Regions from separate parts of the Homo sapiens genome. Here regions 2, 3, 4, 5 and 6 are each linked to region 1. Evidence: chromatin loops called from intact Hi-C (ENCODE). Cell type or tissue: PC-3. All regions are shown on one strand. Region 1 overlaps FANK1 (fibronectin type III and ankyrin repeat domains 1). Region 2 overlaps C10orf90 (chromosome 10 open reading frame 90). Region 3 overlaps ADAM12 (ADAM metallopeptidase domain 12). Region 4 has its middle 78 kb from the start of C10orf90. Region 5 overlaps ADAM12 (ADAM metallopeptidase domain 12). Region 6 overlaps DHX32 (DEAH-box helicase 32 (putative)).

Region 1 (5,000 bases):
AAAGTAATAATTTTTTTAAAACTAAAATGTATCAGCCTGGCACAAAGTAGTCTTATGAGTAGGTAGATTTTGATGTTAAATGAAAATAGGTCCATGAATACTTAGATATTTGAGTCATAGAAACTGAGCCCTCAATAATGTGTGGCATCTGAAAAGATCTTTAGAAGTTCAGTGAGAATATAATAGCCAAGCCTCACCAGAATTCAGTGCAAGGTGTCAAAGACTTAGCATAGCATTAGACCAAAATAAAACCAGAAGTGCTCCCAATAAAATTCAGTATTGCTAAATATCATAAGGTCACCCTGAAGCAAACAGCACCTCCATAACCCCTGGAAAGGGAAATAACGCAACTGTGTTAGAAACCAGATGTTACCAAGCACGCTTGTCAAAGGCTGAAGATTCTTGCATCACTAGAGATGGCTCCAAAGAGGACAAAAGCCACAGCAGGGACCAGGACACAACTGCCCACCAGGGTACTCTACAGCGATTACAACACAGGCGCAGGGAGGACTCATGAGAGCAGTTCATTGAACCCATGGAGAAGCGCAACTTTACCTAGACATGACAGCTGAAAAAATAAATGAATCTTAGAGTGACTTCCACAGTAGAGGAAAGTCTACAAAAATTTAAAGCATAGCCTTGTTTTTGTTATCAGTCAATAAGCAAATGTTTGATGCAAGAGCTGAGCAAATATGAAACATAAGAAGCTAAATAAATATTGAAAAGCCCCAAGACTCAGTTACCAGACTTCCCTTTCTTCTCTAAACTCCCTCCCCCAGAATTCCAATCCAGCCTCATGCTGATGACTCTGGAGTCTGTCTCTCCAACCCAGACCCTTTCCCTGGCCCTTGACATCCCCAACACCCTCCCTGACATCTCGGCTTGGACGTCAGACAGTTTCAAACTGAGCATCTACTCCACCCACAGTCTTCCCCATCTCTGTTATTACAGTTGCTCAGGCCAGACCCTGGGTGCCTCCTGTGGAAGACTGGATTGTTGTTCAGAGACACAAGGTGCCCTCCCACAAGGATTCTATCTACCTCCCCGCCCTGTTGAACTCGGACATGGCTGCATGTCTTGCTTTGAGCAATGAAGTATACACAGAAGTGAAGTATGTCATTCTGGGCAGAAGCTTCAAGAAACAGCATGCCATGCTCTCTCCCCTGCTACAGTGACTGACAATGTTCACGCAGAGGCTGCCGCATGGCCTGGGCTGTGGCAGGAGGACAATGCAGGATGGAGCCCTGGCCGACCCACGGTGGGCATGGTGTGTAGGAGGGAATCACTGCTGCCATAAGCCACTGAGACTGTGACGCTGATGCTTCCAGCAGCATCACTGGGCCTGTGCTGGCTACCACATATCCCTTGACCATCCTCTCTCTCACATCCCGTATCTCACATCCCATATTCGGTCCACCACCAAGTTCTTAAATCCATCTTTAAAGCATATCCTGCATCCTCCCACTTTCCACACTGTTGTGTTGTCTCCCACCTAAACTGTTTCAAAAGCTTCTTCATCAGTCCTCCCTGCTGCTTGCTGCCTGGCCTCCCTACAGCCTGTTCCCAACTCAGCAGCCAGAGGGATCCTCGTAAAACATAAGCCGGATCACACCTCTTCTCAGCTTCACAATCTCCAGTGGCTTTCCCCGCCTCTCTCAGAGTAAGCCAGAGTTCTCCCAATAACCCTCAAGGCCCAGGCAGTGACCTCTCATGACCCAGCTGCCCTCGCCCCCATTATTTTCCTCCTTGTTCCCTCTGTTCCTCAATGCTCCTGGGACCAGCCAGGTACATTTGTACTGCCAGGCTTTCTCACCTGCCCTTTGCTATGTCTGGAAGGTTCTTCCCCCAGATAGTTGCAAGGCTCCAGGTATCCTTGCTTCAGATCTACTCAGAAGCTACCTTCTTGGTGAAGACTTCCCCACCTCTACCCCAGGCCCTCAATTTTTCCTATGCTGCTGCCCCTCAGTATGTATTGCCTGCTGACTACCTATTTTTACTTATGTATCTTATTTATTGTTTGCCTTCATCATCATGAGGGAGGAATTTTTTCCCAGTGCCGTATCCCCAGCATCCGGAGCAGTGTCTGACACACGGCAGACACTCAATAATACACGCTGATGGAATAAATGGAATGCGTGGCATGGGCAGCAACGATCACAGGAATTTAGGGCACAGACAATAGGGTAGTAAGGAGAGCTTCTCAGTGGAGGTAAAATCTGACCAGGGCAGAAGAAAGAATAGGGTGAGAGGGGAAAATCTGTCCAAACAGGGAAAACAACTGAACACACATGCAGAAAACGTCAAGGCATATTCAAAGGACAGTAAGAAATCTGACTGGAGGGTTTGTGCTGAGAAATAAGAGGCAACAAGAAAGGCAGGTGTAGGGAAACTGTGAAAGACATTAAATGTTAGTCTAAGGAATTTGGCCTTTATCCTTTAAGCAATGGAGGACCCACCAAAGACAATGTGACAAAAGAAAGATTAAAATGGAAATTAGCCCAGCAAGATAGAATGATGAGAAAAAAAAAAAAGGAATAAAGTCAACTCCTTCCATCAGAAAATACACTGGGCAGGTGTAGGAGCTGGGGATCCACAAATGAGCTAGACAGAAATAAAGCCTACATCCTGCAGGGGAAAACGCAGCTAAAGAGGGAAAGCACAGAAGCAATTCTACAAATGGAGAACTCAGTAACTGACTGGCTATGAGAAGCCATGGAGGAAAGCCCAAGTCAAAGACAATATCATTGTTTCCAGATAGACTGATGACTGATGGGAACAGAAACTGACAAATCAGGAAGAAGTTCTTAAATCCACAATCCAAACATCAGGTATTCTAGATAACCACTTTTTACAAGAAAAGCATTTGCTAGTTTTAATGCTATGTAGAGAAAGAAATAAGGAAGCAAAAGAGGTCAAGATTAATGCAGCCTAATTCTGCCACCTAGCGTCAAGATTTGTACTTGTAATTCTGTGAGAAACGCAGGCATTTCCCCACTGTCCTTAGAGCAGGGACCACAGATGTCACTGCCAGCCCCACAATGCCAGGCTGTCGTCAGAGTGAGAGTGCGTTCTCCAGCCTGACAGCAACCAGGTCTCTGGGGAGAATGCAGACAACACAGACACACACCTCAGGCTGGAAGCCAGCACACGCAGCTATGGTTTCTCTAGCTGAGGCTGCCTACCTGGCCACCCAGCAAAGGCACAGCCAAGGAAGAAAGAACGATGCAGGATGGCCCCATTCACCTGCCCAACACAGCTTGTGGTGCTAAGGTGATGGGGGAAAGAAAGATGTCTTTTTCTTTCTCAAGAGAAATGTTTCTCATAATTCATGCTTTTAGATAGAAAAAGCATACCTTCAATAAGTAAAACGACATGATTAAAATAACATTTGAGTAGTCAGAACAAGAACTATTTTTACATTGCAACTACATTTCAGATTTTTCTTAAGGTACAGAGAAATTTCTCAAATATCAGATATATTATCACTCAAGTAACAGTTGAAATTGGAGCTTTCATATACAGATTATATACATATTTATAGATATTTATACACACATACACATAAACATATCTATCTTCTCATGTCAGCACTTTTATCACAATGCAAACTTGAGAAAAGGCCAGGAAAGTGATGAACCTGTTCTGCATCTTGACTGCATCAATGCCAATATCCTGACTGTGACACTGCACTATTATTTTCAAAGATGTTACCATAGGGGAGAAATGGGAAAAGGTACAATCACTCTTTCTTACAACTGGATATGAATCTATAATTATTTCAAAATTAAAAGTTTCACTAAAAACCATATTTGTATCTCATTTTTGGTATTCCTGAATCACAAAATAGTCATTTTGCATTTTTCAAGTGGTAAATCTATCAAGGGGAAGAAATAAGTCAGAGATGATATGAAGACTAAGAAGAAAAACATAACTTTTTTTTTTTTTTTTTTTGAGACAGGGTCTCACTCTGTCACCCAGGCTGGAGTGCAGTGGCACAATCATGGCTCACTGCAGCCTCGACCTCCCAGGCTCAAGTGATCCTCCCACCTCAGCCCGGGACTACAGGCATAAGCCACCACACCTGGCTAACTTTTGGATTTTTTGTAGAGATGGGATTTCACTATGTTGCCTAGGCTGGTCTTGAACATCCAGGTTCAAGGGATCTGCCCACTTCAGCCTCCCACAGTGCTGAGATTACAGGCATGAGCCACCATGCCTGGCCAAAAGTGACTTCTTCATTACTCCTGGTGGTATTGGTTCATGCCAGAAGCATTTGGAAGGCCTGCTATATAACAGCCAGCACTGTCAAGGAACCGGCTAGAGCGTTAAGCAGGCAGAAGTCTTATTTGTCTCTCACTGAGTTTAATACTGGGTGAGGAGGCAGGAAAGGAACAAGAAGTAAACAAGTAAACAACAAGGTAAACAAACTAAGCAAACAAGTAAACAAGTAAAATAAGCCCAACAGAGCTAAATGCTATGTGGCATACAAAACAAGGTTCTGAGCTACAGGAGGCCTGCATGAAAGGATGGCTACTTCAGATGGCCTTCTGGGGGCGGGGGGATGTTTCATCTGAGATTGGCATGGTGTGAAGGAACCAGCTGTATAAAAACAGAAGGAAATGTATTCAAGACCACAGCAACGAGCAAGATCCTGCGATGGGAACCAGCTTGGCCTGTCCAGGCTGAGAGGCAGCCAGCGTGGTATAAGAGAGTTGACAAGGGGACAATGGTATGACATGAGATCAGAGAAGCTAGCCAGGGTAGACCATGCGGGGCCATTCCACGTCAGTGAACACAACAGCCTGATGGGAAGCTCACCTAATTGCATCAAGCTATTGTTTGAGTCTGTCTCTACATTCTGGATTTTAAATACATATCATTAAAATATTTCAGAAGTCAAAGAAGCTCTCAAAGGTACAGAGGTTTAATTTCAAAGTTACTGCTAATGCCTATTTTCCAAAAATTGTAATTCATAAAAGAGCATGAATACAAATGATGCT
Region 2 (5,000 bases), 520 kb before region 1:
TAGTGCTTCACACATAACCATAATAGAAACAAATGAGTATAGACCTGGTTAGATGCTTTGTTAAAAATCATAGCATACTCTTTTGGACACATGAGCAATTTACTGTTAGGACAAACAATCTGCTGATTAGGAAAAATGAAACACCTTGGTCATTTAAAAATACTGGACAAAAACTGATACAACCGATCATTGAAATGCAGCAAAGCTACATGTGCCTTGGTCCAGTGTCCCCTGTCCCCCAATTCTGATAAGTGAAATCATCTGATTGCCATAGTGTTGGTCTGGGCAAACGTGGGCATTTGATTTTTTTTGATTGTTTGTTTAATGTTTGTGTGTGTGAGAGAGACGAAGTTTCACACTTGGTGCCTAGGCTGGAGTGCAATGGCACAATCTTGGCTCACCACAACTTCCGCCTCCTGAGTTCAAGCGATTCTCCTGCCTCAGCCTCCCGAGTAGCTGGGATTACAGGCATGTGCCACCATGCCTGGCTAATTCTGTATTTTTAGTGGAGACGGGGTTTCTCCATGTTGGTCAGGCTGGTCTCAAACTCACGACCTCAGGTGATCCGCCCATCTCAGCCTCCCAAAGTGCTGGGATTACAAGTGTGAGCCACCATGCCCAGCTGGGCATTTGATTTCTATTGTTTTGCTCTCTGGACCTTGACTTCCATGATGCCAAGCAGCAGGGAGCAACTGAATTAGAGTCTAAACCGGCAAATGTGGAGGACTCCAAAGGACCAAGGTAGGGAGGGGGCTCCTGGTAACCACCGTTGCTGTTTCCTTTCAGGACTACTGACTAATCTCCCACATAAACCTGTGGCCCCAAGTTCCAGCCACCTCCAGAATTCTGTCTTTCCTCTCCATTGAGGATATGAGCCTGTATTCAGGGGTTCCTGGGCTTGGCGGAGGTGGTTATCGAATTAGATGATCCCCGTTGACACATCATTAGATAAATTAAGAATAGATGCCCAGCAGAGAAAACCAATTCATGACTCAGGCCAATGTTTCCAGAACGTGTAACTTGTCATAAACATCTAGTTTTCCTGCCCTTCCTGCCATCTCTGAGCATCAGGTGTGCAGTAAAAAGCCTTGGACAAGACATCTGAGTGTTATGAACCCAGTGCTCTGGCATCCTGGTGGCCCTTGAAAGAGAGTTTACTGTCTATATTTCAATAGACTGCTTGAATAATCGGGATCTTTTTCTATTTGCAGGAGACCCTGGCATCACAAAACACAAAAATGATTTCATCCATAGTCATCTCCCAGATGATTGATGAGAATAAGTCAAGAGAAAACAGGGCCTCCTTGCCCCTACCGTGTGCCATTGCTCAGTCTCGTGCACATCACGCCAAGCAATCTCTGGCTAACCGCAGCGGAGTCAACATTCACAGAGCATTTGCGTTACTTCCGGGCAGATTAGGAATCCCGGCACCGTCAGATGAGCGAGGACCTGAGGCAGAGCTGCCGCCCAAAGAGGAGAGACCCTGTGGGGGCCCCCGCAGAGGGTTTGCATCCATCACCATCACGGCCAGACGCGTGGGCCCCCCAGCCCGCGCCCTGGTGTGGGGGACTGCTGGGGACTCTCTGTGCCCCAAGTGCAGGGCTGAGGACACACTGTTCCAGGCGCCCCCGGCTCTGGCCAATGGCGCCCATCCAGGTCGGCATCAGAGATCTTTTGCCTGCACAGAGTTCTCCAGAAACAGCTCCGTGGTGCGGCTGAAGGTTCCCGAGGCCCACACTGGGTTGTGTGAGAGACGCAAGTACTGGGTCACCCATGCAGACGACAAAGAGACCAGTTTTTCTCCAGACACCCCACTGTCAGGAAAGAGCCCGCTGGTGTTCAGTTCCTGTGTCCACCTCAGGGTGTCTCAGCAGTGTCCAGATTCAATCTATTACGTAGACAAGTCTCTCTCCGTCCCCATTGAGCCACCTCAAATTGCCAGCCCCAAAATGCACAGATCCGTCCTGTCGCTCAACCTCAATTGTAGTTCCCACAGATTAACAGCAGATGGAGTAGATGGCCTAGTGAACAGAGAGCCAATAAGCGAAGCCCTGAAGCAGGAGCTCCTGGAGGGAGACCAGGACCTCGTAGGCCAGCGCTGGAACCCAGGTTTACAAGAAAGTCACTTGAAGGAAACCCCATCGTTGAGGCGGGTGCATTTGGGGACCGGCGCTTGTCCTTGGAGTGGTTCTTTTCCATTGGAAAACACAGAATTGGCAAATGTGGGAGCTAACCAAGTCACTGTAAGAAAAGGGGAAAAGGACCATACAACTCATTGTCACGCCAGCGATCATGCCAACCAACTGTCCATTCACATTCCTGGCTGGAGTTACAGGGCAGGTGAGTGGTGCGTCCATCTGCAGGAGGGTGACCTGAGTAAATGTCCTAGCAAGGTGACTGTTGAGTGAATTTCTTATACAAAACTTATTCTAAGAGGCATTTCTCAGTAGACTTGCAGTGATCTGCTCTGCTCATAGTTGACAACTGATAGCTCGGCATCGATGTCTGATTGGATAGATTTTTTTAGTTGAGACTTTTGTAGATTGTAAGAGGCCTTCTGTCAAATTCTTGTTCCCAATAGTTCCAGACCATATGTAATGAGAAGGAAATGAGGGCCTCCAAAGGAAGTTAATTTACAACATGCCCAAATTGCGTTCCAAAAGAGGGTGAGAAGAATGAAATGCCATTCGCCCCCAGATGTTTCATCTCTCTCGCCAAACATCTGCGTGTTTGGAAGTGTCCAGATTTCTGTACTTTCTACTTTTCAAGTTAGCCTCATTGATATAAAAGCTAGACTGCAAAGCTTCATAATGGAGCGTGTAAGTGTGAATGTGTGTATGTGAATGTGTGCGTGTGTGCGTGTATAATAATTATAGGACATTTTCTAAATTAGGCAAGTCAGGGACTCTCTGTGCCAAATAGTAGTAGCAGCAGCAGCAGCAATTTTCTGTCCCCCTGGTTTTGTCTTCTGGGGCATCTTGACCAGGATTTGTTGCTGTTTCTGCCATTTCCAGGGCCGGGAAGAATTCCCAGGATGGGTTGCCCTGAGGACTCTGCACCTTTCTTGGGAAATCAAAAGAGGAAAGCAGGCATTTTTTGGAAGAAAGAGGCCAGATTTCTTTCTTTCTCTGTGTAAACTTCTGATTTTCAACTTTGCTTTCTGCAAGAGGCTCTGGTTTATGAATTACTTTCTATTTGGAAAAAAGTATTTAAAGATATTAGTATACAATTGAAAATGCAGGATATGCATCATAATTTTACGGTACAACTTTTATTCATTAAAGCTTTATTAATAAAAATGACTGTAAAACATTTAAAGTTATAATGTGTATAGAAATGTTAAATGATGTAATTAATTTTAACAACTGTATATATATTGAAATATTGAATGCTCAGAGATTTTTAAGGCAATTTTGGCATGGCTTTCAGATTGATTAAACCATTGAAATGCATGTCTTACAGACTTATTACAAGAAGGACAACATAAGCAGCTATCAATGTTCCAAAGATAAATCCCACTTTAGTGGTTAAAGAGATTGCTCAAGCTAAGCACTTCGTCTTCCTTATTGATGATGATTCCAGAAATACACCACTGCATTGTTGTATGTTACCCCAGTTAAAGCACATCCTCATTTTTAAACCATGTGTCATGGTGTGAAATAATAATTTGGATTTATAGTACTTTTCACCAAAGGCTCTTCATTAATAATGAGAGCCAGATCTCAAACACTCATACACTCATCTCAGAGGAGGGCAGCAAGAGTGTGGACACTTCCCCCAACTTACTTTTTGGCTTTGGTGGTGCAGAGAAGATTTTTGATTGTGATTTTGTGAAATGACTGCTCCTCTAAGGGATTATCTTAGGCAAATAGTATAAATTTATTCTGCATCCTGCAGGCCAACATCCCCCAGAAAAAGCACAGATCCCAAAGATTCACATGTGAAGCGTTTCAGTGGCTTTAAGCCATGAGGCTTCATTCTACCATTTGAGGAAAGAGATAGTCACAGACACCAGGGGAGTCTTGAATACCTTTTTTACAATTTCAGTAGCTTTGGGAGTACAAGTGGTTCTTGGTTACATGGATGAATTTTACAGTGGTGAATTCTGAGATTTTAGGGCACCCGTCACCCAAGTAGTGTATATTGCACCTAGTGTGTGTGTGTGTTGTGTGTGTGTGGTGTGTGTGTGTGTGGTGTGTGTGTGGTTGTGTGGTGTGTGTGTGTGGTGTGTGTGTGCGTGTGTGTGGTGTGGGTGTGTGGTTGTGTGGTGTGTGTGTATGGTGTGTGTGTGTGGTGTGTGTGTATGCGTGTGTGGTGTGTGTGTGTGGTGTATATGTGGTGTGTGTGTGTGTGTTTATCCCTAGGCCCACCTCTCACCCTCCCCTTTCTGAGTCTCTGAAGTCCATCATATCACTCTGTATGCCTTTGCGTACTCATAGCTTAGCTCCCACTTATGAGAACATACGGTTTTTGGCTTTCCACTGCTATGTTACTTCACTTAGAATCATAGCCTCCAGCTTCAACCAAGTTGCTGCAAAAGACATGATTTCATTCCTTCTAATGGCTTAGTAGTAGTCCATGGTGTATATATAGACCACATTTGGAAGAACTTTTTGTGGAGTTGCTGATCTATTATTTCTAGCTCAGTGAATGTGGAGGAGTGATACTCTCTGAACTCCTCATCTGGGTAACTAGAGCAGGGGGTAGATTGGGTGTTTTCGAGGTCCCATCAAGCTTAAAAAATTTCAGCTCTATTTGCCCAAGGTGGACTCTGTAAAGAAAAGAGGCTCCGTGGGATTCTGGACCCCTCAGTTGCAAAGTCCAAAGCCACAGAGCCCTGGGGTGTGCTGTGGGGCACTTGCCTCGGATGCCTACAAATGCACACCTTCACCTACACGTGCACCCCTGGCTGTGTGCTCCCTCACTCAGAAATAATTTCCAGTGGACTCTATTTCTTCTCAGGTGACAAGAAAGCACATCTGTCCATGCTGTAGAATTCT
Region 3 (5,000 bases), 180 kb before region 1:
ATGATTCAGTTTCTCATTCGTTTATTTATGAAGCACTTCTTCTATGCTAGGCATTGTGCTAGGTTTAGAGGTGTTGTTTCTGCTTTTTAGCTCAACCCAGTGTGGGAGGAAGACAAGTAAACAAGAAATAAGGCCGAATAGGGAAAGTCTTGTTACAGAATCCTGGCAGAACACAAGAGAAAGGCTGATTCACTTCTGGGGCCGGGGGGTTTCTTTCAGCTCTCCCATGCTTTGGAGTGTAACATATGTTATCTTAATGAAATCCATCTCATTCAAACTGTGTAACTAAATTATATAAGGGTAAAGTTAAAGTTGGATAATTTCAATATTGATCTGAAAGCAATTTGGAGGTCATTCATGTTTTGAGTCAATACTCAAATCATTTCAGAAATGCAGGACATTTTATCAGGAAGAACTTTACCTACATGGTAATATTTTCATGCAAATTCTAAATACTCGTTTTCAGCCAGTATGTCCAAAGATTTTGAAATCAGAAAATACAGTACTCGGCCAAAAAGGATGGGAGTCTACTTGTCCTCTCTAAATGAGGGTGGACACCATGTGTCTCCAAACCGTAGGAGTCACCTGCTCCCATGACGTGTCCAAGAAAGAGAACAGCTCTCAGCACTGAGCATGGCTGGATTAGGACATTCTTGCGTTGCTATGAAGAAATACCTGAGACTTGGTAATTTACAAAGAAAAAAGGTTTCATTGGCTCACGGTTCTGCAGGCTTTACAGGAAGCATAGCATCGGCATCTGCTCAGCTTCTGGGGAAGCCTCAGAAAGCTTGCAGTCATGGTGGAAGGTGCAGTGGAAACATGTACCTCGTATGATGAAAGCGGGAGAAAGTGAGAGGAAGGGGTGGGAGGAGGAGGTGCCACATGCTTTTAATTGACCAGATCTTGCAAAAACTCATTCTTACGAAGACAGCACCAAGCCATCAAGGATCCGCCCCCACAATCCAAACACCTCCTACCAGACCCCACCTCCAGCTTTGGGGATTACAATTCAATGTGAGATTTGAGTGGGGACAAGTATCTAAACTACATCCATGGCTAAGACTGAACTCATGTCTCTTCTCTCCTTTATGAGTGACCCATCTCTGTTGACATCACGCAAGAGTCCTCAGTCTGTTACGCAGTTCCTGATTCTGGGCCCCCCTGAATTTCCCATCCAGTTGTGTCCTGGCCTGGTGCTCTGTATGGACGCTCACACCAGCCTCCTTGCTAACCTTCCTGGAGCCTGTATTTTTCTCTTTCCCCTCCAAGTCTCATCTGTGTGGCTGTCAGAACCACCTGTGGCTCTGAAGCTTGTGTCTGCTCAGGTCCCTTCCGTGTTTGGCGGCTCTGCATGGCACAGGATAAAGTCAGCAGCATTGGGCAGCATGTAGGTTCTGTCCCCAGCCTGCCTGTCTCAGCAGCAGCGGGTCTCCCTGCCTCAGGCCCTGCGCCCTGACCACCTGGCATCCGTGTCATTTCCCCTCCCCTCTGCGCGTTGCCCGCTAGCATGCTGTTTCTGCACCCCCATGCCTTTGAGGATGCAGTCCCCTCTCGCTGGAATGCTCTCCTCCCCATTTCCCATTCCTCTCCTCACCTTTTCCCCACCAGCGCAGCTCATTCTTCCCCATCTTTCCCGGCTCCCTTGGGCACCCCCTCCCCAGGCTGACTTCTGGGTTGGAAGCCTTTCCTGGGGCTCCAGCAGTGCTTTGGGCGTGTCCCTGTCATGGAGCCCTGACCACTCTGGGTCTGTGTCCTTCAGCAGTGGGGCCTCCTGGAGCATCTTATTCCCATTGTGCAGCATGCTAGATATTGTTTAAATGAGAGAATATTTAGGTGTCACGTGTCATCCCACAACAAACGGCAAATAGCAAAATCAACTCCTGGCACAGTTAAAATGCATTTTACTTCCTGGTATTGAGAGAAGCAGAGTGCCTTGTTAGATCGCCTAATCTAATAAGCAGAGAAAAAGAATGTTCTCATGAAATTATGCATTCACCTTCTGTTTTCATTTGCTGACGTAAGATAGTCCATCTAATTGGATTTTCTCTTTGGGGAAATCTGCAGGCTCCAAGGCCATTGCTGTCACATTTCCAATACTGCCATTGTCCATCCACCCCCCTTAGTTCTCTCCAGGGGACTTTGACTCCCGGCCCCTTTTAAATTAGGCACACATCTTAGAAAACCTCCATCCAGCGCCTTCTCAGTTTCATCCATGCTCCCTGGCAAGTCATGGTGCTGGAGAAAGATGTGGGACGTGTATCACCCAGGAAGGAGCAGAAAGCCCGAAGCAAAAGGGGCAGTGCCTGCCGCATGCTCCTCAAATTCACTTATTCTTTCACGTATTCATCTGCTCAACATGTAATGTATTCAGCACTTAGCACAGCACCTGCAGCAAACACTCCGTCAATATTGCTTGACCATCCTGTAAGGTCTGGTAGCGCCACACAGTGGTTAAGAGCACAAATTCTAAAGCAAAACCACCCGGACACTGTCATGGATGGCATGACCTTGGGCAGGTCATTTGACCCTGCTGTGTCTTGGTTTCCTCTTTTAAATAGGGATTAAAAAAATAATATCCATGGGCCAGATAATATATGGATTAAATGAGATATCAGGGGCTCAGCACAGTACCTGGACCAGGGTGTGTTTAGCAGCTATTAATGCTTACAGCCAGGAGGAGGTGCAGGCTCTCTGCAGGGCTGGAAGTGAGGGAATACAGCGATGACCAAGGAGCCCTCCTGTGGCTCACATTCTTGAAGGTAGAGATAAATAAGTAAGGAGACGCATAAACAAAATAGGAATACCAGGCAGAAAACCAAAGGAGGACTGCGATGGGGGCTAATAGTGGTGATGGGGCTGCTTTAGATAAGAGATCAGGAAAGGACCCTCTGGAGAGACAACACTGAAACCAAGAGCAGAAGGATGAAAAGGTGCTGGCTACATGAAAAGCCATGTAAAGAATGTTCCAGACACGGGCACAGCAGGTGCAATGGCCCTCAGAGGGAGAGGATCTGGAATGTTCTAGAACCAACCAGAGGCCAGTGTTGGCTAGAGTAGCATGAGCTAGAGGGAAAAGTGAGCACAGTGTGGTGGCAGGGTGGGCAGCATGAGGTTGCAAGCACCTCGGAGGCCATCGGGAGGCGTTGGGATTTCACCCCAGGGCCAACAAGAAGACACTAAAGAGTTTTAGCAGGGACAGCAGCATGATCTCCAAGCAGGACCTGAGGAAGTCAGAGCAGGGAGCAGGGGCACACAAAGCCCTGCATGGTGGGTTCATTCCCAAGGGTGTGGAGCGCATGACACCTGGAGTCTTGGCTGCAGAAGCACAGATTCCTGGAAGGGAGAGCTGGGAAGGAGTTCCGATATCAGGTCATATTGCTTCTCTCCATCTCTCATTCAAACCCCTGAAAGAAAACCAAGGAAGCTGCCTGTTTTTCCAGCTCATAGCACTGGGGCTGATCAACAGAAAGCCCATCTTCAGTTTGGGGCTTTTTTTTGGAGAGGGGGGAGTTGGTATTTATTTAGGTATTTAGCTATTTAAATGGACATATCATTGCGTGTTTTTGTTGGGCACACCATGTTGTTTTGAAGGAGATAGTTGAATCTAGCTAATAAACAAATGTATTACCTCCCAGTTACCATTTTTGTGGTGAGCGCACGTAACATTCACCGCCTGCATTTTGCAAGACTCTGTTGTATGCTGAGCATGAATTTTTGCTGGCTTTCCTCCTGTTCCTGTCTTCCCCTTCCCCTTCCCCTCTCTTGTCTTCAAAATATCTTGAGAAGATACAATGTACACAAGTGGTATGACTGCATCTTATCTGTAAATCAACATTTCTTTTCCAGACTGCATAAGAAAAACTCGAAAAGGAACATATCATTTAGTGCCTCAGCAGCAGTGGGACATGGTCAGGGCTGTAAGCACAAGCCCCTGTTCCACTCTCCTTAGACAAGAGAAGACATAACACAGTGCTTAAGAACTCTCCAGAGCTCCAAGCATGACTGTGGTTGTATTTCTGCTTAGCTCCAATGACACTTGGATGATGATGAGGAGCAGTGGGTAGTTTTAGGGCTTTGTATTGCTGTTCTGAGTCACATTTCAAAACCTTCTAATTAATTTTACTGCTGTTTAACCCTAAAATTACTCTGTCCTCCAGTTTGCTGACAGTTGTCTATCAAAAGCTCGTTTTCTCTAATCCCCAGCTTTCCTGATGGACTTTTCTCTCCCTCATACGTAAAATGACTTTTCTCCTTGGCCATCTGTCCAAACCAGCTTTCAGTTAAGCCTGGTCAGAAGCCTTCGAATGATGTATCTTTGTTCTACAAATGTCTGCACCCATCACTCCCCTTAATATTAGGTATCTATATACCTTGTTCATTCAAATAAGATTTCAACATTGTTAAGACCTGAATTGCTAAAATATTAATAAAGGATGTGATAGAAGTACAAGTACATAGTAAATAATATATGTAATAATTAATATAACTTAATCTACATTAAATTCTTCCTTTCCTTTCTCTGTAATATTTAAGCTGGTCAAGTGTGCTCCTTTTTTTTTTTTTTTTTTTTTTTTGATGGAGTCTCGCTCTGTTGCCCAGGCTGGAGTGCAGTGGCATGATCTCGGCTCACTGCAAGCTCTGCCTCCCAGGTTCACGCCATTCTCCTGCCTCAGCCTCCTGAGTAGTTGGGACCACAGGCACCCACCACCGTGCCCGGCTAATTTTTTTGTATTTTTAGTAGAGACGGGGTTTCACCGTATTAGCCAGAATGGTCTCGATCTCCTGACCTCGTGATCTGCCCGCCTTGGCCTCCCAAAGTGCTGGGATTACAGGCGTGAGCCACTGTGCCCAGCCGTGTGCTCTTTTTTAAGACTATTGAGGCCACTATGGGTTCTGGCTCAGTAGAGAATAGGCTGTGTGCATCCTTAGCTGCATCTTCCATGCTCTGTGCATCCCCCCTCCATGCTCTGTGCATCCTCCCCACCATGCTCTGTGCATCC
Region 4 (5,000 bases), 770 kb before region 1:
CACATCCCACGCTCATGGATGGGTAGAATCAATATTGTGAAAATACCATACTGCCAAAAGCAATCTACAAATTCAGTACAATCCCCATCAAAATATCACCATCATCTTCACAGAATTAGAAAAAACAATTCTAAATTCATGTGGAACCAAAAAAGAGCCTGCATAGCCAAAGCAAGACTAAGCAAAAAGAACAAATCTGGAGGCATCACACTACCTGATTTCAAACTGTACTATAAGGTCATAGTCACCAAAACAGCATGGTACTTGTATAAAAATAGGCACATAGACCAATGGAACAGAATAGGGAACCCCAAAATCAGCTCAAATACTTATAGCCAACTGATCTTTGACAAAGCAAACAAAAACATAAAGTGGGGAAAGGACACCATTTTCAACAAATGGTGCTGGGATAATTGGCTAGCCACATGTAGGAGAATGAAACTGGATCCTCATACAAAAATCAACTCAAGATGGATTAAGGACTTAAACCTATGACCTGAAACTGTAAAAATTCTAAAGATAACATTGGAAAAACCCTTCTAGACATTGGCTTAAGCAAGGATTTCATGATCAGGAACCCAAAAGCAAAAGCAATAAAAACAAAGATAAATAGCTGGGACCTAATTAAACTAAAGAACTTTTGCACAGCAAAAGGAACAGTCAGCAGAGTAAACAGACAACCCACAGAGTGGGGGAAAATCTTCTCAGTAAGAAAAAAAAAATCCCATCCAAAAGTGGACTAAGGACATGAAGAGACAATTCTCAAAAGAAGATGTAGAAATGGCCAACAAACATGAAAAAATGCCCAACATCACTAATGATCAGGGAAATGCAAATCAAAACCATCAGGCGACACTGCCTTACTCCTGCAAGAATGGCCATAATCAAAAAATAAAAAAAACAGCGGATGTTGGCATAGATGCGGTGATCAGGGAACACTTCTACACTGCCGGTGGGAATGTAAACTAGTACAGCTACTATGGAAAACAGTGTGGAGATTCCTTAAAGAGCTACCCTTTAATCCAGGAATGCCACTACTGGGTATCTACCCAGAAGAAAAGAAGTCATTATACGAAAAAGATACTTGCACACACATGTTTATAGCAGCCCAATTCACAATTGTAAAATCGTGGAACCAACCGAAATGCCCATCAATCAACAAATGGATAAAGAAACTGTATGTATGTATGTGTGTGTGTATATATATATATATATATGATGGAATACTACTCAGCCATAAAAAGGGACAAATTAACAGCATTTGCAGTGACCTGGATGAGATTGGAGACTATTATTCTAAGTGAAGTAATTCAGGAATGGAGAACCAAACATTGTATGTTCTCACTGATATGTGGGAGCTGAGCTATGAGGACGCAAAGGTATAGGAATGATACAATGGACTTTGGGGACCTGGGGGGAAGAGTGAGGGGGGGTGAGGGATAAAATAATACAAATGTGGTGCAGTGTGTACTACTTGGGTGATAGGTGGACCAAAATCTCACAAATCACCACTAAAGAACTTACTCATGTAACCAAGTATACCACCTGTGCCCCAATAACTTATGGAAAAATAAAACAATAATAATAATGATAAATTCTACAAAAAAGGAATAGAACACAGGGCACTGAATTGCAGCCCACTCTCAGCCACACTTGCCACTTGACAACCACCTGTTCTCTGCTAGACCCTGCCATGAGCCATTACGCAGATTGTCTTGTTTGTTTGGATAATGACCTCTTGAGGTAGGATTTCTTCCCTCCCATTTCACAGATGAAGAAACGGATTTGCAGACTGTAGAATGTAAATTACTTGTCCTCTGTCACTCAACCAGCAAGTGGCTGAGCTGGGCCCCACATCCAGCTTCTTTGACTTCCAAGCCCATGTTCTTCCACCAGGCAGTGCTGTCTTTCTTCTTGGCTGGGCATTTCTCCATATTGTTTCAGCAGGTCTGGAGAGGAGGTTATCAGAACTCTGTAGAGCCTCTTGCCTGGATGGTTGGTTGCCATTTTTCAGCACAACCCACAGGAGCTAGACCTGCACCTACTGGCCTGTTCTGCCATACTTTTTAAGGTTGATTGCTTCACTGTCAATTTCAGACTCTCTTCCTCAGGCCCTGTGAGGTTCACCCAGCACATACAGTCTTGTGGGCCTCCCCACTCCCCAAGCCACCCAGCCATGGGATGCTCTGAACAGAGCCGCCTTGTTCTTCCATGGGGCAGGTAGGAGGAGCGTACAATTGCGCAGCGCAGGAAAAAGCAGCTACCACCAGAGGGCACTGTGCCCCTTACATGGTTGGTACCTAGAGGACAAATGGCCCTATCCACTTACTCAGCAGAAGAAGGTGATTCTCTGAGATTTACATTCTCTTTTGGCCCAGACACTGCCTTATGAGGATGAATCACAGTGACTGCTGCATGTTATAGAATCCTTATGTGCTCTGCTGGCATATTGCAGTTGAAAGAAAACGAGCCACTTTAAGGCATTTCCCCTTCCATCTAACAGTGATGGATGAGGATCGCTGGGGCTGCCTTTTCCCAAAGCACAAATGAATTCACTTGCTCTCTTTAGAACCCACCGTTCAATTGATTCCGACACTAAAATATAGTAAGTAGTGTCAGAGAAAGGTCAGCAGATTGCTTGGAATTGCAGGCAAAATCCTATACCTCCTGGTCCTTGTTGATTTTAGTTAAATACAGTATTCATGTGCCAGTCAGCAGCTCAATCAACTAGAAGGGGAGCTGTGGCTCTGGATGGGGAAAGCCAAGGATTTCATTATGTAATGGAAACTGCTTTTATCCCTAGTATCAAGCGGCCCAGATGTAACTGGCTTTAAATTCTTCTGACCTAGTAGACACTCTGATGTTGAAAAATATAAAGTAATGTCAACATTCTGGAAGGGAAAACATGAGATGGATATTGGGCCAATTCTTTTACAGTTTGGTCCATTGGTTTTGATATGCTGTGCATGGGCAGCCACCTTGAGAGAGTGAATGCTGTGGTAGAGGCAGGACCCAGCGTGACTGCAACTGGCTGAAGATGTGTCACTGTCCATCCACGACAGAAGTCCAGGCTGCTGGGGCAGCACTCCACAAATCCTGCTGTTCGACTCTTGCTGTGCTCTGGTCTGCAGGTGGGGAATGGCTCTGGTCAGAGCCTCCTTGCCATGTGGATTTGGTCCCTACTTTCCTGTGAAAATCCTTCTTCCTTCCGGGCCTCAGTTTCCCCATCTGTAAAAGACTGAGTGGACTCTGTGGCTGAGCCCCTCCATTGCAGGCTGCTCCCAGGCTCCTGGGGCTGGTTCTCAGACATTGGCCTAATAAATACCCACTTCCATGACTCACCTGGGTTCCAGCCAAGCTGCTGCCTGGCAGCATGGAATGACCCTTCCCCATAGAAATCTGCATTTTAATAGGGGATTGGGGATTTAAAAAAATTATAAAATCAGAACATTCTAATAAAAAAATGAAAGTATACTACTTTACCACCCATCTTGCTATTAACTACATTCTCCGGGGATAATCTCTATTTTTCTAGAAGTTTTTCTATGCATAGAAACTTACATATATTATATTGGGCACATACTCTTTTAATTTTTTAACAAAGTTGTCTATTTACTAACAATAATGGTCTTCTCCTGATGATACCATAGGGGTACCCTTCCCAGTAAGAACAGAGAGTTACCTCATTCATTTTGATTGTGGCACAGAGTTCCCTAGCATGGCCGTATCTTAATTAATTGGTCAATTTTTACTGGTTGACTTTTAGGAGGTCTCCAATGTTTCACCTTTACTATCAAGGCTGTGTGAACAACCTCTCCAAATATCTTGGAATGCATGGAGTTGCTGGATGGAAAGGCATGTGCATTTAACTGTTATGAGGTTACCAAACAGGTTTCAGTTTATTTCCTTTTTTTTTTTTAAAGACGGAGTTTCACTCTGTCACTGAGGCTGGAGTGCAGTGGCATGATCTCAGCTCACTGCAATCTCTACCTCTCAAGTTCAAGGGATTCTCCTGCCTCAGCCTCCCAAGTAGCTGGGATTATAGGCGCCCACCACCATGCCCGGCTAATTTTTGTATTTTTAGTAGAGATGGGGTTTCACCGTGTTGGCCAGGCTGGTCTCAAACTCCTGACCTCAAGTGATCCACCTGCCTCAGCCTCCCAAAGTGCTGGGATTACAGATGTGAGCCACCGAGCCCGGCATATTAATTAACATGTCAATAAAAACCATTCATAGAACACCTGCTAAAGGCCACGCGGTGTTAAGTCCTGGGCGTGCAGAAGTTATGGAGACAGACTGTGTCCTCAGCGCAGTGAAATACGCTGCTGGGGAGAAAAGACAGCCATCCTCGAAAAGGTTGCGGGGTGTAGACCTGGGAAGGCTCACAGACCCTGCAACAGGTGATGAGACCCCATTTACTAGAGGAAGAGGCTGAGTTACAGGGAAGTCAAGGAGTTGGTTTTCCACCTGGAGCCAGGCCTTCTGCTTCGTGCTCATTCCCTCGTGCCATGGTGGGGTCCTATGGGGAAGTTAGTTGACCATCTCTGCAGATGTCCTCAGAAGCACTGCCTTGGTTGGGAGCTACTTCTAAAGTCTGGTCCTCAGGCTGGCTCATCCACCGGGCTGTTCCAGGTACCAGGAAGCCCAAAGAGACAGGGCAGTGATCCTCCGTCTCCTTTTAATCCTCCCTCCCTCTGATTCCAGTCTTGGTGGAGGTCCTAAGGTGGCTTTGGGCGCATTCTGTTGCTCAGAAACATTTGTTTTACATCGCACCATCCATCTTCTGCTGTAGACCTCTTCTCTTGGAAATCGTAATTCAACGGCACACTCTCTAAGGGTACCTGTCAACTGGTACAGCCCATTCCTCTTGCTGTGTGTGTGGTGTTCATCCAGACTTCCTTCCTCTCCGGTATGAGCTTGTTGATGCACTCACCTGTTCTAAGGGTGCTGCTAAAGATGGCGTTTATCTCATTGCTGCTGAAAGCTTTTCCAGTGCGGGG
Region 5 (5,000 bases), 320 kb before region 1:
TGTTCTATTGTTTCTATCCTCACCAAGGTATACATTATATGTCGGTGGTGGTGGTGATTTATAATTTACACTTGGTATATTCAGTCTTCTTCAACTCAACCATTATAATGGTTGGATATTGGTATCTCATTGTGGTTTTAGTTCACATTTCCCTGATATTTCATGAAATTGACCATGTTTACATGGAACTTATTGGCCATTCAAATATATTTTTTTTTTGTAAACGTTCAGATTTTTTTTACCCATTTTTACGTGCGTTAAGGTGATTAACAGTTCTTTATATATTCTGGATACAAGTCGATTGTGTAGCAAATGTTTTCTTCAACACTGTGGCTTAACTTTATATTTTCTTAATGGTGTATTTTGATCAGCAGAATTTTAAAATTTTGAAGTCCAATTTATCAAATAGTATTTCATCTTCTATAATATATCATTTACTGCTCTTTGCTCTTTCAGTTTTAATCTATATGCATTGTTATACTTATAGTGGGTTTCTTGCTGACAGCGTGTAGTTAAGTCTTCCTTTTTCACTGCCTGTGACCATCTCTGCCTTTTATTTTGGAGTATTTAGATCATTTATCTTTAATGTAATTATTAATATGGTTGGCTTTTTTGAAGTTGCTGTTCTTTATTTTCTACTTTTCCATCTGTTTGGGTTTTTTGTTTTTCTCCCTCCCTCCCTCCCTCCCTCCCTTCCTTCTTTCCTTCCTTCCTTCTTTCACTTCCTTTTTGTTACCTGGTTTTGGATTTTTAAAAAATCAGTATTCTAGTTTTCTGTATGTTGGTTTCTTAGCTCTTTGTCTCTATTGTATTATTTATTTGTTAACTAATTTATTACTTTTGGGTGTTTGTGTGAGGCACGGCCTTTCTTAGAGTGTTTCATCGTAATCACAGAAGACAGAGAAAAATGATTGAGTGTCTTTCTCAATTCTCCCAAGGATGATGCATAAGTAACACCATTCTAAATGCATAGGAGAGACATTAATTCATCATATATGATGGATGTGTTAAGGTATTACAGCTCAATCTCTGGAGGAGGTCTGATCAAGAAAGACTGTGAAATTTATAGTATGGTTCTATAATGTATTCATAGTCTACTGTCAAATAATAGTATACCACAGTGGGAGAATTTAAAAATATCTTCAGTCTAGGATCTTTGCCCTTCTGTGAACCAGCCAATTTGGTGTATAATATGATGGTGTTCTCACAATTAGGACAAACAAGGTGAGGCATCACCTTACAATGAATTAAGGAAGCCAAACCCACCACAGGTAAAGAGAGGCTTTGCTATGCAGGGTTAATCTGTCTCAAAGCTGCTCTGTGGCTAGGCCAGGATTCAAACATATTGCTTATTTCCCTGTCCTGTGACCTTCTAAAGCCTGTGCAAAAATTATTTTCCTTTACCACATTCCCTGGTTTTGCTCAAAGCATATCTCACTTCAAAAATGCCCAAGAGCCAGGAATAGGGTGATTTTCTTAATTGCCCTGAATGCTCTGTGTGAATCTTCTCCTCTCGGAAAGTAATTTAATGACCTGTCTTGGGAAATGGACTGGGATCCCTGTACAGGCTATTACATTACTCTTTCTAATAGGATTTCTACAGCGATTTAACTCTTCCCACTAATCACAAACAACCAATTTAATAAAAGGGAAAATGACAGTTTTGCTTAGAAAGCTGTACAAACATGTTTGCGCTTTTCCAGCACAATGACAGCAGCAATAAAAACAGCTGTTGTTACATTGGTGATATACATAGGATAGTATGAGCAACTGGAAATACCAAAAGGATTGAAAGCTCCCAGTGATGAATGGGGATTTTACGCATGTAAAAAGGAATATCGATGCTTCCCAAAACAGCAATGGATCACATTGTACTTTAACACTACTTTCAAGTAGGTAAAAATGTTTCACACATCAAATATCAAAAATGATCAAATCAGTCCTGTCTCCCTTATTTTCCTCTGGGTGTCAGTGTCCTCCCAGGCACCCAGCTCCCTACTTTGCTCCATTCTTGAGTTCTTTTTTATCCTTAATGCCCAGCCTGTTCCAAAACCATGCCCCCTCTTCCTTTGTTCCCTTCTTTTAAAAGTCACTTCTTTTCTGGCGTCACTGCCATTGTGCTCAACTAGTGAAAACTGGAAGTACTAAAGTCTTTACTGCATTATGCCTCAAAAATACACACAGGGCATTTATCATTCTGAAATGACACAATTTTGGTAATGGTACGTGTAGCCTATTTCCAAAACCTTTTCCTTTCTTTCTAAATGTTATTTTTCAGGAGTGATTTATAATTTAGCATAATGAAACATCCTCACCATTGGTGGTTTCCTTTTAAAAAACAATTGAATACAAACTGACTCTAGACAGGAGACAACTGTGCTTTTGTTTTAAACTTGCAGAGATCACTTCAAGCTCTTCAGACGTCCTCCCCTTCCACCCTCCTGTAGCTTAGACCCCTGCTCATTATCCTAAGTGTCCTCACGAAAGGGGTGAAATCTTCCCATCTATCTGTGTTCTTCTTTCTTTCTTCTCGTCATCATTTCTGTTTTTGCCGAAACACATTGATCCCATTCAAAGTATCGTATAATAAAAGACCAATTACTTTCTAAAAAATGCTGACTTTCCATTTTAGTCCAAATGCCTTGAGATCACACACAAAAGGAACACAGATTAGAAGCACATCTGGGATCACAACAGGAACAAGTTAGTGAGAATTTAATCTGAGCCCCCATCTTGTAAAAGGATAGTCCAAAGGCTGAAGGCTTAACTTGCAGAATTTGGCACAGAAACAGACTTGGTGAAGCAAAATGAACAGTTTGGACGGACAAAACCCTGGGGGTGGGGTTGGTGGGGTTTGAGGAACAAAGAGAGAAAGCCAAACGATTATTTGATTTAAGCATCAGAATTGGATGACCCTGAGAATCCCTCTGGAGAACACACTAAAGATTGTTTCTCCAGAGAATGTCGAAATTTTAGATAAGACCAGGATGTTTTTGTATACGATTTGGACTTGAAAGTTTTATTAAGTGGCTCAAGCTGTCCCACGGTCATGATACATGCTACCCATATATGTTCCATGAATTTGAAAAGATTAAGTAATTAGGCCCCAGGCTCAGAGTATAAATTATGATTTAAGGAGGCAGAGTATTAACTACGCCTGGAAGTTAGGGAGGATGTAAGAGTATGTATAAAGGGCAATGTCTGCAATCTGGATGGGAAGAGAGTAGACCAATGTGTTTTTGTCTTCTGAGTATTTCTTAGTGGACTCGTAATGGTTGCTGCCTTTTTATTGCTTGGGATTAAATATAACCTTTGATGATCATCCTCAAAGCTTCTTACCAGCTGGTCACATCCTACAAGTCTTGACCTCCTATAAATACAACCTGCTTCTCCAAAAATCCACTGATTCAGCTATGTCAGCCACCCCACCCCTTACCCCATGTTCCTCATTTAGCCTAGAAATGTGGAGGTTCTTCTTTCCTTATTCTTCCTTTAAACAAGAACTGAAGGCCTAACTCTCAGGAAACCTCCCCATATTAAATGCACTGCCACCTAATTTCCAGTGTGTCTTCATTTGGGGACTGAATGAAACTATGCTCACCCTGACATAGATTGAATGTAATTACATTTTGGCAAGTTTTCTTCCATTCAAAGGTGGTCTTAAAAAGAACATAACACATCTGTTTGCATATATAAATAAAATAACAAGGGTGGGAGCTGTGTAAGCCAGTGTGTTGTTAGCACTTACAAGGTTATAGACCATCTGGTTAAATGCAGCTATTCAAGAAGAAAAATTTAAACCAGGGTTTCTTAGCGATGACACTGTTAACATTTGGACTGGGTTATTCTGTGCTGGGGAGAGGGAGGGTACTGTCCTGTGCATTGTACAATGTTTAGCGGCACCCCTGGACTCTACCCACTGGTTGCCAGTAGCATCTTTCACCCTGTTGAGACAACCAAAAATGTCCCTAGACATTGCCACATGTTCCCTGGGGGGCAAAATCGCCCCAAGTTGAAACCACTGATTTCAACCAACCTATTTAAGTCGTTGCTTATTTTGAATACTTGTTTTACATTAAGCAAATCAAACTGAAAAGACCTGAGGACAGAAAGCTTCAAGCTGCCTTAGAAGTTGGTCTTTCTCATCATGATATACTAGTGGAATCTCGTGGAATACTCCGGCAATGTTAATCTGTGGACATGGGAAGAGTTAACACACTCAACCTATGTAGCCTTTTACGTCAGGGTTTTAAAGGTTACATTAATTTTTCTGTGCAGGATTTTATTCTCCAGTAGGGTCAGGTTTTTGTGTTTCCTATTAATTAAAAAAAGAAAAGTGAGGTCATATGGTAATAAGCTCTGTGGTAAATAAAATTGGGCTGTTATGTTAATAGCAGAGATAATGAAACAGTACTTTCATTTAACAAAACCGTCTTTTTAAAATGTGTCTTGGCCGTAAATTATCTATACACCCATGATTGATTATTGCTGTATAGATATAATTTTTCCTGCAAGTTGTTAAACAGTAATGCAGATATATGCAGAATTATTGCCAGGGTTTAGGAGGATAACTCTTAGCTTGGAGGTACTGAATTTGGTAAGGGGAAGAAGGAAGGAGAGTGGTCTGGCTGCAGAGCCCCATGGATACTATCAAAATTGGCCTCTTCCCCCCTGTTTATCAGTGGGGGACCAGTGCCCAGGTCCTGTCAGGTGGGATGGGATCAGGCAGGTGGAGCAAAGTGGTAGCCTCCTTCCTTCTTTCCTGGGCCACATTAGAGCTTTAGCTTTGACCCTGACCCCAGTTCTTGGCCAGGGCAAGAGGACAGTAGCTGTGTATGATTTGGGTAGCATCATTAAATGGTTGAAAATTCCAGTGGGATTCTTCTAACTGCAGAACGTTGCATGCTCGCATCTTAAGAAATAGAAGGTCACACGATCCATTTATGAATTCAAGATATTTTTATTCTACAAAGGTAAAAATAATAGGAAAGAAAGTGAAA
Region 6 (5,000 bases), 110 kb after region 1:
GGGTTCAAGTGATTTTCCTGCCTCAGCCTCCCGAGTAGCTGGGATTACAGGCACCCACCACCACGCCTGGCTAATTTTTGTATTTTTAATAGAGATGGGGTTTCGTCACGTTGGCCAGGTTAGCCTCAAACTCCTGACCTCTCAAATAATCCACCCGCCTTGGCCTCCCAAAGTGCTGAGATTACAGATGTGAGCCACCGCACCCAGCCTAGAAAGAGTAATTTAAAATGCTGATTGCCTGAGAATTTCATGGCTTCAGTTGCCACCTTTCTATAAAGATGCTTAGAAGCAACTGTGATGTAGTGGCAATTATACTCGCCAAGAAACTAGAAGATATGGATTGGTTCTGGTCATGCTGTTTACTGGCAGTATGACCTTGGACAAGTCACGCCTCTAAGTTTCTTTCCTCATGCATCAAATGAGGGTGTTGGCCTTCATGTCTTCCAGAGATTTCTTTCAGTACTGAAATTCTGCAACTACCATGCCTATCTCTAGCTCTGACCTCTCCCTTAGCCTCCTGCCTTGCTTTTCCGTTGATCCCAGGATGGTTATGCCTGGATGTTCTTCTGATAACATTGACCATCTTCCTGACTATCCTGAAGGTCATCTTCCTACCCTCCTAACTCCTGATTCCCCCCAAAAGAACTTTATGCTGCTCTTTAGCTTCATTCATTTATTTTATTTTACTTTCCAATTTCCTGTTCTTGTCAATTATATAATTAGTATTTTAAGTTAGAAATCATAGAATATTTGTCTTCTTCCTATGCATAATTAGTCTGTTAGTGGGCACTGCTTATTCTTCCTTTGCAGTAATTTTCCCGTGGTTTTATTACCTCTCTCCCATGCTTAGCACTAAGCCCAAGCCTTTCTCTCTCTTCTTTTCAATTATTATGATGTCCTTATCCATCTTTCCACTCAACTCTTATCCCTACCATATGTCAGATCCTCTGTTCGGTATTGGGAACAAATGCAAACCACACGTGTAGCTTAAGGATCTTCCCACATAGTGGAGAGACAGAGAATCATATTCAAACAAGGGTTTTGGCTGGGCACAGGGGCTCACATCTGTAATCCCAACACTTTGGGAAGCTGAGGCAAAAGGATCACTTGAGCCCAGGCAATTGAGACCAGCCTGGGCAACAGAGCGAGACCCTGTCTCTACTAAAGAAATTTTTTTTTTTTTTTTGAGACAGAGTCTCACTCTGTCGCCCAGGCTGGAGTACAGTGGTGCCAGCTCAGCTCACTGCAACCTCTGCCTGCCAGGTTTAAGCGATTCTCCTGCCTCAGCCTCCTGAGTAGCTGGGACTATAGGCGTACGCCACCACACCCAGCTAATTTTTGTATTTTCAGTAGAGACAGGGTTTCCCCATGTTGACCAGGCTGGTTTTGAACTCCTGACCTCAGGTGATCCACCTGCCTTGGCCTCCCAAATTGCTAGGATTACAGGCATGAGCCACCATGCCTGGCCTAAAGAAAATTTTTTAAAAACAAGTAGTTTTAATATAGCTTTTCACATGAATGATGTTTGAGGTCTTGGCTAGGGACCCTAGATAGTGGACCCTGACATGAAGGCAATCCATTTAAAAGTAAGAATTTGGCAAGAATAAAAAATTACTTGCTAAGGAATAAAGGAGGCAAAATTTTATGTAAATTCTTAAACGATGTAGAATCTTAAACTATGTAGAATCACAGAATTTTAAATTATTTCTAGACAGTATAAGAAATTATTCATTCAATGAATAATTACTGAGTACTAGGATAATTTGGTGACCAACACGGATAGGTCTCTGCTTTTAGAGCTCATTTGAGGGGCCGTTAGGTAGTGGGGAACTAGGAACAAACAGCAACCTCAGGAAGGTGATGGCTGCCACGGTGGGAAGCACACCGTGGATCTAGATACCTAGGGGATCACAGCAAGCCTTGTGGAGAAAACGACACCAGAGTTCAAACTTGAAGGATAATTCTCATTCATTCAGTCTATTCATTTTACAGGTAAGAATTAACTAAAGCTTAGAAAATTTGTGGTTTACATGGAACAAATTAATGGCAAGCCAATCCCTTAGGTGGCTTGTTATTCCTGGATCTTGCCTTGATTCCACGTTTCCTGAGCGCAGTATCTTAAAATTTCATCTTTCATAGAACAAAGTAAGCGTTGAGTAAATAATTACTGATAACTTGCAACCTGTTGACAAGGCTGACACCTATCTGAAAGTGCAGGAAGTGCATTTGCCTTTCAGTCCTTAGGAATTTACAGTCTACAGCAGTCATTCATTTTGGAGTTACTTGTATTTCTGGTGAGTTATGTTTATTTTTCAAATTACAGTGAGAATTCAGATCTAAGAATTTCATAATGAATCTCATAAATAGCAGACCTCAAGATAATTAGAAATTTTACAACGTTTAAATTCCTTAGATCAATTAAAAACACTCTTGGAATAATTTATTTTTAAAATGCATGTAACAATGCATAATTTACTGACAATGCCTTAAGATTGTAGCATACAAATGAATTCAGTACATTCTACTATAATAATTCTTGTACAAATGAATGTGATAAACATCAGTTGGTCCATAATATATTTTAGAAAAAAAAGGATTTTTAAAATAAAATGGCTCTAGAGTAGCTTTGCTTAGAACTGACTCCAAATCCAGATGGGTTGGTTGATTATCTCACTGGGTTTATTTAGATGGGTTTATTTATTTAATTATATTTAGATTGTAAATTACCAGGATATTTTAGCTTTTATTATCAGAGAAATGTTAAGTAGGCTTATCTGGATATTTGTTATCATCATTTGGATTTAAATATAAATGCTTTAATTTTGAGTCACTAGTTTTTATCTAAATGCTATCTATAATTTACATTGCTTAAAACACAATAGCTGATAACAGAAGCCATATTTTTGATGGGCCTTCTAATCAAAAAGAAAATAATCTCTAAATACATTAGTCTTTTCAGAAACACAGTTGAGGTTGAAAGTATTTTTTTTTTCATTTTTGTCCTTGATTTTTTTTTTTTTTTTTTTGAGACGGAGTCTTGCTCTGTCGCCCAGGCTGGCGTGCAGTGGCACAATCTCTGCTCACTGCAAGCTCCGCCTCCCGGGTTCACGCCATTCTCCTGCCTCAGCCTCCCAAGTAGCTGAGACTACAGGCGCCCGCCACCACGCCTAGCTAATTTTTTGTATTTTAAGTAGAGACGGGGTTTCACCATGTTAGCCAGGATGGTCTCGATCTCCTGACTTCGTGATCCGCCCACCTCGGCCTCCCAAAGTGCTGGGATTACAGGCGTGAGCCACCACACCCGGCCTGTCCTTGATTTTTATCTGCCTTTTTTTGTCTGGCAGTCAAACTTTCACAGTCCCTGTTAACTCCTGTTTCTTCTTAACTTTATTTCCTAGCAGTAACTCTGTGCATAATCCATATTGTTCAGAGTTTCACTAAGTAAGATGTAATACAGCCCACTGCTGATTTACTGATGAAAGAAAATCACTTATAAGATGAACCCTGCTGTAAGACAGAGATGTCTCTTGTTTTGTTTTCAGCAGAAGCTGATCCTGTCTCATTTTTTCCTGCTACAGGTTCCTCAGTGGTGTGCTGAATATTGTCTTTCCATCCACTACCAGCACGGGGGCGTGATATGCACACAGGTCCACAAGCAGACTGTGGTCCAGCTCGCCCTGCGGGTGGCGGATGAAATGGATGTTAACATTGGTCATGAGGTTGGCTACGTGATCCCTTTCGAGAACTGCTGTACCAACGAAACAATCCTGAGGTTGGTTTGTGGGGTTCAGTCCGCTCCCTGCTGATGATTCTTGGCTTAGGTTCTACAATTCTGAAGGAGCATTATTCTGGCATTCTACCTGTTAAGCATCTATGCTGTGCAGTAGCAACTGGTCTCTGTCATCAGCCAGCCAGCAACAGTTGCTTTCCCACACTGGCATCATCTGGGATTCCTTGTCTAAATGTATCCCATGACTCCCATTATCCCCTGGAAAAAGTTAACAACTTGCTTGGCCCCTCAGAACCTTCAAGCGTGTGCTTCTGGAGCTATGCCTCATGCAGGGTCCACATCATTGCCTGTGTGCAAGCCACATGGACACCTGGAGCACACTGTGTGCCCTGTGCTTTCCACACCCTGTGCCTGTACACCTGCCCCTCCCTGTGCTCAGCATGTCCGGGCCCGGCTAGTTCCTCCTAGTCACTCAGTATGCAGTGTAGCAGCCACCTACTCCAGGAAGGCTTCCCTGCCCCTCCAGTAATACACATTAGAAAACCCTCTGTGGGGCTTCTGGAAAACTTGGTGTCAGCCTGCATCATAGCAGCTTCGACAGTGTTTCTCAAACTGTGCTTTGCAGAGTCTTCTATGTTCCAAGGAGACTTCTCTGTGGCTACCGCAAGTTGTGGTATCTCTTCTGTGCTTAGCTTCATTATGAGATTTCCTTTGAAGAAGGATTTCCAAGAGCTTGAAAGAAGAAAAAAAAGGAAAAAGAAACTGGAAAAATCACTGCTCTGGGCTAGTGCTTCTCAAGCACCTTTATATTACAGCCATCATAGAAAGTGATAGTATCCATACAGTACCGCAAGGAAATGGTCACAGCTGCCTGGAGCCAGAGTTGACCATCCCACGGGCTTCAGCTGCCCCGGGCACTGCCCGACCACTCCAAGAGCCAAGTAGCTAAGTATCTCGGGGTCAGTATTTCTGCACCTCTCTAACCCATTTGTGTGGCATACAGTGTGCCACGCACAGCATTGGGGAAGCTCTGCTTTTCTGTAACAGGGCAGGGATGGTTTTTCACGTGCTCATATCCCTAGTGTCTCATGTGCTCATCCCCAGGAGGATGTTCGGTAAACTGGATAGTGGAAGGGATTTTGCCCTGTCCCAGCTAGCACTGCACTCTGGTGCGGTTCTTATCTCCATTCAGAAAACCCATGGGGCTGGGCACAGTGGCTAATGCCCATAATCCCAGCACTTTGGGAGGGCGAGGCAGGAGGATTGCTTG

The links. Peaks named below come from ENCODE experiments on the same cell type or tissue, not always from the same donor. Only the 100,000 strongest peaks of a DNase experiment are listed, where the experiment ranks them.
Region 2: a loop joins it to region 1, with 14 times the contacts of the local background. A loop is called at or near these places in 91 of 110 quality-filtered maps.
Region 3: a loop joins it to region 1, with 4 times the contacts of the local background. A loop is called at or near these places in 10 of 110 quality-filtered maps.
Region 4: a loop joins it to region 1, with 10 times the contacts of the local background. A loop is called at or near these places in 53 of 110 quality-filtered maps.
Region 5: it touches region 1 in a loop (15-fold over the local background); 36 of 110 quality-filtered maps call a loop at or near these places.
Region 6: a loop joins it to region 1, with 7 times the contacts of the local background. A loop is called at or near these places in 18 of 110 quality-filtered maps.

What each region holds. Positions count from the first base shown.
Region 1 is chr10:125,980,448-125,985,447 of GRCh38, reverse strand. All of the region lies in intron 2 of FANK1 (fibronectin type III and ankyrin repeat domains 1), which reads right to left. Among named protein-coding and RNA genes, the nearest start is that of FANK1-AS1, 9.7 kb to the right of the region's middle. RefSeq lists a silencer at 2,988-3,037. In PC-3, CTCF peaks have their summits at 2,746 and 2,956 (motif pointing left); a DNase peak (open chromatin) is centred at 2,947; H3K27ac peaks cover 985 bases.
Region 2 is chr10:126,501,297-126,506,296 of GRCh38, reverse strand. C10orf90 (chromosome 10 open reading frame 90) reads left to right here. Exons shown (of 10, transcript NM_001350921.2): 4 at 1,212-2,340. LOC105378549 (a long non-coding RNA gene) reads right to left here. Exons shown (of 3, transcript XR_001747637.3): 3 at 3,112-3,191. Among named protein-coding and RNA genes, the nearest start is that of LINC00601, 82 kb to the right of the region's middle. In PC-3, a CTCF peak has its summit at 1,995; a DNase peak (open chromatin) is centred at 1,976; H3K4me3 peaks cover 576 bases.
Region 3 is chr10:126,158,882-126,163,881 of GRCh38, reverse strand. The region is part of intron 3 of ADAM12 (ADAM metallopeptidase domain 12); the gene reads left to right. Among named protein-coding and RNA genes, the nearest start is that of FANK1-AS1, 190 kb to the right of the region's middle. RefSeq lists an enhancer at 1,038-1,538. In PC-3, a CTCF peak has its summit at 2,476; no DNase peak of the experiment used is centred here.
Region 4 is chr10:126,746,503-126,751,502 of GRCh38, reverse strand. No RefSeq gene overlaps it. Among named protein-coding and RNA genes, the nearest start is that of C10orf90, 78 kb to the right of the region's middle. In PC-3, a CTCF peak has its summit at 2,255 (motif pointing right); a DNase peak (open chromatin) is centred at 2,332; H3K27ac peaks cover 1,131 bases.
Region 5 is chr10:126,300,013-126,305,012 of GRCh38, reverse strand. The region is part of intron 2 of ADAM12 (ADAM metallopeptidase domain 12); the gene reads left to right. Among named protein-coding and RNA genes, the nearest start is that of ADAM12, 86 kb to the left of the region's middle. In PC-3, a CTCF peak has its summit at 1,958; no DNase peak of the experiment used is centred here.
Region 6 is chr10:125,865,762-125,870,761 of GRCh38, reverse strand. DHX32 (DEAH-box helicase 32 (putative)) reads left to right here. Exons shown (of 11, transcript NM_018180.3): 2 at 3,579-3,772. Among named protein-coding and RNA genes, the nearest start is that of DHX32, 13 kb to the left of the region's middle. In PC-3, a CTCF peak has its summit at 2,203; a DNase peak (open chromatin) is centred at 2,211.